Linked DNA regions of Mus musculus: region 1 is linked to region 2. Evidence: chromatin contacts called from ENCODE POLR2A ChIA-PET data. All regions are on one chromosome and are shown on one strand. The core of a region is the stretch at or near the end of the contact, and the rest is flanking DNA. Distances in the headings are between cores, read along the strand shown. Region 1 has its middle 33 kb from the start of Snora26. Region 2 holds the start of Rasl11b (RAS-like, family 11, member B).

Region 1 (3,431 bases), core at 216-2,715, 69 kb after region 2:
CACCCTAGCCCTCCACTGTTGGTGCAGAAGTTCCAGAAGCTGTTCTACACATCCATGAATGCACAGGAACTCCTTCCTGGAACACGCTCTGTGCCGGTCTTCCCTCTACGGATGAGAGATTCCCAGGCTCTTCCCCTTTGCCTCAGAAACTGATCTTCAGTTCTCCACTTTGTCGTCCCTTCGTCAGTCTCAGGGGGTGTCACCGTGTCACCGACCTTCGCCATGATACCTCTTAACAAATATTTACCTTTTCTGAGTGAGTGTTTTGCCCCCATGTATGTCTGTCTGTACACTCTGTGAGTGCCTGATGCCAGAAGAGGTCAGTAGAGGACATTAGATCTTAGAACTAGAGTTATTGATGGTTGTGAGCAGCCCAGTGGATGCTGGGAGATGAGCCCAGGTGAGCAATCAGTGCTCTTAACCACTGAGCTAGCTCTCTATTGCCCCATAATATCTCTTGTTGAGTGATAGGTTTACATCCCTAAAAAGGTTCTTATATTCATGTCTGTCCACTAAGCCAGCGGTCCCACACTCCAGGGTCAATGTGCTGAACTTGTTACTGTCTTCCCTGTTCACTGTTTTCACTGTTTACCCCCAGGCTGATTTACAGTGCTTACACACTATCTCTGATCGAATCGTGGAGCGACATCACGACACAATGCTGTCACTTCTACAGAAGGGACATATCTCTCCTTCATTTCATGATCACATGCCTCTCATCTCTGGCTTTACTCCTTTTCGGGGCGGGGGCTTAGAGGGTAGAGAGCTTGTGTGTGTGGTGTGTACACATGTTCACAGATGTGTGCGCATGTGTGTATAGAAGCCAGAGGTTGTTGACATTGGATGTCTTCTTTGGTAACTCTGTTGAGAGGGAGGGGCTGGAGAGATAGATGGTTTAGCCATCAAAACTAGGCTTACACTCATCTTTCTGTGGCAGGACTTAATGCATCGCTGGCTGGTCTCAACTAACTATGTAGTCAAAGATAACTTTTAAACCAGGATCTCCCTGCCACTGCCCACTGAATGCTGGGGTTACAGGCTTGCACCACTACCACTAGTTTATGTGATGTTGGGGGTGGAGCCCGGAGTTTTGTGGACAAAGAAACGGTAGCTCTGAAAGCAAGGAAGCCAGGACTCAAAGCTGTCCCGAGACGTACAAGTACAGAGCAATCGAGAAGACCCACGGTGAGCGCCAGATCCTCAGCACCAAGGCGTAGGGAGAGCCTTTTGGGTTCGGTTTGGTGACCTGGCGCCCAGAGAAGGGCACTCCAGAAGCTCCCAGGCTTCTTCCTCCAGATCCAGAGCTGGAAGGGGCCAGACGGCCTGAACAACCCTGTCAGCCAATAGTCAGGCCAGGGACTATAGCATATGTAGGCCCCGCCCCGAATCTTCTCTGGGATTGGCTGGCTGCTCGTGGCGCTCCACCTTTATTGGTTGCCTTTCTATGGCCCGCCCTGCCAGGCTTTGGGTCACCGTGTAGCTTGTGGCCTGGGGTTTAGGTCCTGGGCTTGGCAAGGAGTACCCCGTAGTTTGGACATCAGGACGGCCGCGTGTCCCCTCGAGCTTTGCTTGCCCGGAGCAGAACTTTGCGGTCAGAACTAAGGATCAGGGCATCTTCAGCACGCTGACGGCTGTGCTTGGCCACCGCAGGGCGGATTTCCCAAGTTGATTCTCAATATCACAGCCGGCTCCAAGGAGCAGGTATATTCCTGGCCTGGAGCGAATGGAATGGCCCAAGCCAGGAGCATGAGTGGACAACAATGCATCTGGAGGATTCCTGAGCACAGCTGCTACAGCGGCTGGAGCTGACATTTGCTTTAAAAGAAACCAAAGAAAAACACCCCCAACAGGTCAGTGGTGGCACTTGGCACGCACACTCCTTTAATCCCAGCACTCAGGAGGCAAGAGGCTTTTGAACCTCGGAGAGTTCAAGGCCAGCCTGGTCTACACCGCAAGTTCCAGGACAACCACGGCTGCACAGAGAAAACCTGTTCACAAAGACAAAACCAAACAACCGAAAAAAAAAAAAAAAAAAGAAAAAGAAAAACATGCCGAGTGTGGTGGTGCACGCCTTTAATCCCAGCACTCAGGAGGCAGAGGCAGGTGGATTTCTGAGTTCGAGGCCAGCTTGGTCTACAAAGTGAGTTCCAGGACAGCCAGGGCTACACAGAGAAACCCTGTCTCGAAAAAACAAACAAACAACCCACCTCCTATGCATTTTAAGGCTGACACAGAAATCCATTAAAAAAACCATTACAAAAGTCTTTAGAAGTCACAGCTGAACCAGAATAAACTTCCATTCAGTGTAAGCACCTTTGTGATATTTTTTTTCGAAGTTCTAGCACAAGTGATGAATTCACACTTACCCTGCCCAACCACCGGAACCGTATAAAAAATACCTTTTGTACTCTGTAATCGTTGACTACCGATGGCACTGGCTGACTGAGGCAGTGGGTGTGCTTAGCTCTTCATTAGGGTGCAAAATAGCTCAGGGAATTCATACCCCCTGAGTGCCTCAAGACAAGTTGTTCATCCTTTCTCCAAGGACAAAACAGTGTACGAACTTAGAGCCAATAGATTCCCGATCTTAGCTCTTTCAGCAACAGCTGTGGAAGCCTTTCTGATGTATTGACCACTTTTAAAACACTGAAGCTGAAGGGGCTGTCCCAAGGCCTGACACTATTACTGAAGCTATGGAGCACTTACAAAAAGGGACCTTTCATGGCCTCACTCCAGAAGATACAACAAGCAGCTGAAAGAGTCAGATGCAGAGATTTGCACCCAACCAATGGACAGAAGCTGCTGACCCCTGTGGTTGAATTAGGGGAAAGCTCAAAGAAGCTGAGGAGGAGGGTGACCCTGTAAGAGGACCGGCAGTCTCAATTAACCTGGACCCCTGAGATCTCTCAAACACTGGACCACCAAACAGGCAGCATACACCAGCTGATATGAGGCCCCCTACACATATACAGCAGAGGTCTGTCGGGTCTGGACTCAGTCAGAGAAGATGCACCTAACCCTCAAGAGACTGGAGGCCCCAGGGTGTTTGGAGGTCTGGTTGAGTGGGAGGTACAGCCTCGTGGAGACAGGGAGGTAGGGAGGAGGTATAGGATGTGGAACAGTTGGGGGGCGGGGGGATAAAACCTGGAGTATATAAGTAAATAAATAAATAAATAAATAAATGACAAACTAACAAAAAGCCCACTGCAGCTGGCACTTCCCGTTTCCAGTTCTGACCTCCATGCTCAGTATATCCAAAATTTAGCAAGGCAAAATATCTGGTCATTAAACCTCCATCCCCTTTGCTTATCTTAATCCTTGGACAAGGAAACAAAAAGAACTCTGGGGAAAGCAAACACTATAATGGCCATCAGCATGAACTTTGTCTCTTAAATCTAGTCAGGCAGTAGTGTTGCACGCCTTTAATCCCA
Region 2 (3,605 bases), core at 430-2,929:
CTTGCTGGTCTAATTTTAACTGAGTTTCCATATTTAGAGTAGTTCCACGGAGGAAAGTTTCTGGCTCAGTATACGCAGGGTTTCTGTTTTTATTTTATATTATCATTCTCTGAACAGTTATATTTTGCCCACAATAGCTTCATAAGCAAACACGGTTAGTAAATGCACAGTTAGCATCCCTCTTAGCATGAATATGTGCCATGATTCTGATCAGCTCTATATCAAAGCAGAAGGCCACCAGGTCTTATCTTGGGACAGCTTATATGGCTCATTTCAACTAAATCCCCAACTGGTACTTAATACAAGTCTACTAATTTAACCATACAGTCTACTTAGTTAAGCAATTTGCTCTCCCCCTGCTAGAATCATAGCAGCTACTTATTTGTCTTTGTTAAGGAAAGAACTTTAGGCTTACAACTCTTCTTTGGCCTTTGCTTTCAAAGGTCGCCCCTGAAAGGCAGCCAGCAGAGGGAGAGGGTGGGGGAGGAGCTTGCAGCTGGGTTTTTTGTTTGGTTGGGTATTTTTTTTTTTTATGACTTTTGCAGGCATGTTTTAAAGGACAAGGCCTTGGAGTACAAACGGTGCTTCCAACTGGGGTCCCTATAGTTAAAACATACCACAGGGAATACTTTCGGGCACTTGATAAAATGATGAATGCGCCAAGAATGGAATGAGGCCAGATGGCAGCTGGGGGGAGGGGGAAGGGGGAGGGGGAGGGGGCGTGCAGAATTGGAAGTAGCAGAATCTTGATGCTAAACACTGTCACTCTGAAGGAAGTGTCCTTAAAGGTACTGAGAAATGAGGGCGGCCATCCCAACAGGGTTGGTCTCCGTACGTTTCCTCACCTGCATTTCGTTCGTAGTCCCCGATGAATCGTTTAGTGAGGAATCGGACCACCAAAGCTGCAATTCAGAAAAGAAAACAGACTGTTAACCCACTAAGTTAGACGGTTCTCCACCCCACCCCCACCTGGAAAACAACTCTTCCAAAGAAAGTCACAGCCGGCCACCGAGGGCTCCTTGACCCTCTACCAGACACAAGGAGGTAGGAGTGAATTACAGCTCTGCCAGCAGGAAGGGTCTTGAGGCCCAGCCCCTCCGCGGAGCCCAGCTGGGCCACACCTAAGCCTTCCAGCAGGCAAACTTCTTCCTAACCTTACGGAACTCCTGGAGGGGTTACAATCACTAGCTCCCCCATTCCGCCCCAGATCCTGCCAAAAGCCCAAAGCCCCAAAGTTCTACTCTGGCCCGAAAGTCGGCGGGACGCTCTGGGCCCCAGTGACCCTCTTCGTTAAAGCAGAGACATGAAGAGGCAGAGGATCCCACTGCAACGCCCACCGTCTCTCAGTTCCAGTCCGAGCGGGGGTCTCCCACGTCCCGCCCCTCCACCAAGCGGGTTCCTCGCATGGACTCACCGGTCTTGCCCACGCCGCTGGCCCCTACCACGGCGATCTTAACGAGCCGGCGGCCCGCAGCCCCCAGGCAGCAGTCGGCAGCGGTGCTGCCTGGGGCGGGGTACTCTGCGATGGTACACATGTTCTGGATGAGGCGCATCGCCGCTACGGCCCGGCTGCACGGAGCGGGGAGGAAAGTCAGGACAGGAGACGGCTCGCGCTGCAAGGAGAGGAGGGTACCCCGTCGGAGGGCGCGCGGGCAGAAACTGGAAAGAACGGGAGAGCGCGACGAGAAGAGAGGCTCGGGGGTTCCGGATCGCGGCTGGGATGGCAGCCGCCGGGGCGCGGGTTTTCTCTGGCCCAGGCCCCGCCTCCATTCCAGCAGCCAATCCCCGAGCGCCCCGCTCGAGGCCCCGCCCACGGCCTGCACTACCAGGCTGCGCCCCCACAGGAGCCGAGAGCGAGTGCGGGGCCCCGTGAGATCCGAGGAAAACAGGGCGGCCGGCGCGAGGGTGGCAACGTGCGGGACCCAGCCGGCTCCCGCTGCGCTAGCACGCGGCCGCACCGGTGCCTGCGGGGTCACGGGGTCTCAGATCCGCGTGGGGGGATCTGGCCGTGTCTGCTGGGTCTCAGGTCCACGTGGGGGGAATCTGTCCTTGCCTTCATAGGAGACCTGGCGTGTCCGCGGGATCTCAGATCCGCGGTGGGTTTAGAAGCACCCACCCTTGTCTGCCAACCTCGCCGCTGGGCCTCCGTAGGTCAGTCCCTAGGCATTCTCTGAATTGGGTCCCAGGTCCCCTAACCTCTCTGACCACTGGCTTCTCCACCTCTGACCCCAAGGAACCTGCTGGGAGCCCCATAGGTCACTGCCCTGTTTGGCCCTGCCCTATGTTCTGCTCGTGCGCTCGACATCTTTGCACTGACTTGGCTACATTCAAAGTATTATCCTGGATTATACATTTTCCCCATCCTTGTATTCCTAAACAAAGGCACCCCTCCGTGACCCAAAATGTGGCGTTTGTCTTTGGGGCAAAATACCTATTTTGTTCTAGTTCTTGCCAACAGTGCAAGCCCACGAGAAGGCACACAACGTGGAAAGCAAGTACCGCACCCCGAGAGGCAAAGCCAGGCTAAAAGTCACTAGAACAAGCTTGCATGGCTAGCCCAGTCACGCCTCCTCCCAGATCTGTGAAAGGTAAGACAAGAAGTCAGTGCAGCTGTGGATTGGACTCACCGGGAGGCAGAGGGGCCCCACGGTTAGCCTAGTCATAAAGGTTAGTTAAAAGTGGCTTGTCGCCAAGGAAGATGAGGAGTCTAGCACTCATAAAAATACCAAGTACCCCCGTGTCCTCATCAGAGAAAATCACAGACAACTGCTGGCCAGATCCCAACTTCAGCAACCTACTTTATCTATCGCCACCAGCATGCCCTTACAACCCTCAGGGCCTTTTATCTTGGTGCCTAAGAGCAAAGCCTGTGGCATTTTGTACACCTTTATTGAAGGTAGAAAAGCAAAAGAAGCTGATTCCAGGCTCAACACACCGTTTCTTGTTTAATCACAGTCCATTCTGGGCTTCATTCACCAGGTAATAAGAATTTACCCTCCTACTCTGGTCAGACCGGGACAAACCCTGTATCTAGTAACAGTTTGAAGGGGTGAAGAAATCGGAGGGGAACTAGGAAGATTATGTAGACTTGCCTGGTTAAGTCTTCCAGGATGAACAACAGAATGGAGGGGGTGGGGTGGCAAACAGGCTGAGCAGTCACGGTAGTAAAAGTCTGCCTTCTAGGGAAAACACTGGACTGAAGCAAGATCAGACGTCTGAGTCTGGGACAAAGGGCATGGCCAATTTGCATCATGTCTTTCTGTGTGGTTTAAATCAAACTTGAGTTTTGCCGGTCTATAAAATCAAACTTAGCAAGGCTATAATTAAGGTACCGTGCACCTTTCAGCCCCCGGCCCTCTAGCCTGCAATTCTCTAGTGTTTACATGGGAAATAATTACGTAGTCTACAACATTTGTTCGGCTGCTTTTTGCACACACAGACCTGATAAAGATTCTCAAAGGGAATTTTGCCTTGAATCACTTTAGCGTCTGGTGTTTCATTTTCGTTACCATGGGACTAACCAGACCAGTGATTTTTCTGTCTGCATCATGAAGGCTGAATAGAGTATACTTACTTTAAGTCAAAATGAACTGGCTGTACTTAAA

The links. ChIA-PET counts read pairs that join two places held with the same protein, here RNA polymerase II (POLR2A).
Region 1: POLR2A ChIA-PET joins it to region 2 with 10 read pairs in Patski. The contact joins the enhancer-like site here to the promoter of Rasl11b in region 2. POLR2A ChIA-PET finds 5 or more read pairs at or near these places in 3 of 5 experiments (Patski and embryonic stem cell).

The regions. Positions count from the first base shown.
Region 1 is chr5:74,124,630-74,128,060 of GRCm38, reverse strand. No RefSeq gene overlaps it. Among named protein-coding and RNA genes, the nearest start is that of Snora26, 33 kb to the right of the region's middle. Within about 2 kb of position 1,465, at least 1 of the 3 ENCODE cell types and tissues checked has a DNase peak (open chromatin) inside an H3K27ac peak, as active enhancers do.
Region 2 is chr5:74,193,400-74,197,004 of GRCm38, reverse strand. It overlaps Rasl11b (RAS-like, family 11, member B), which reads right to left and starts at 1,679. Exons shown (of 4, transcript NM_026878.1): 1 at 1,415-1,679; 2 at 846-902. The coding sequence starts at 1,553.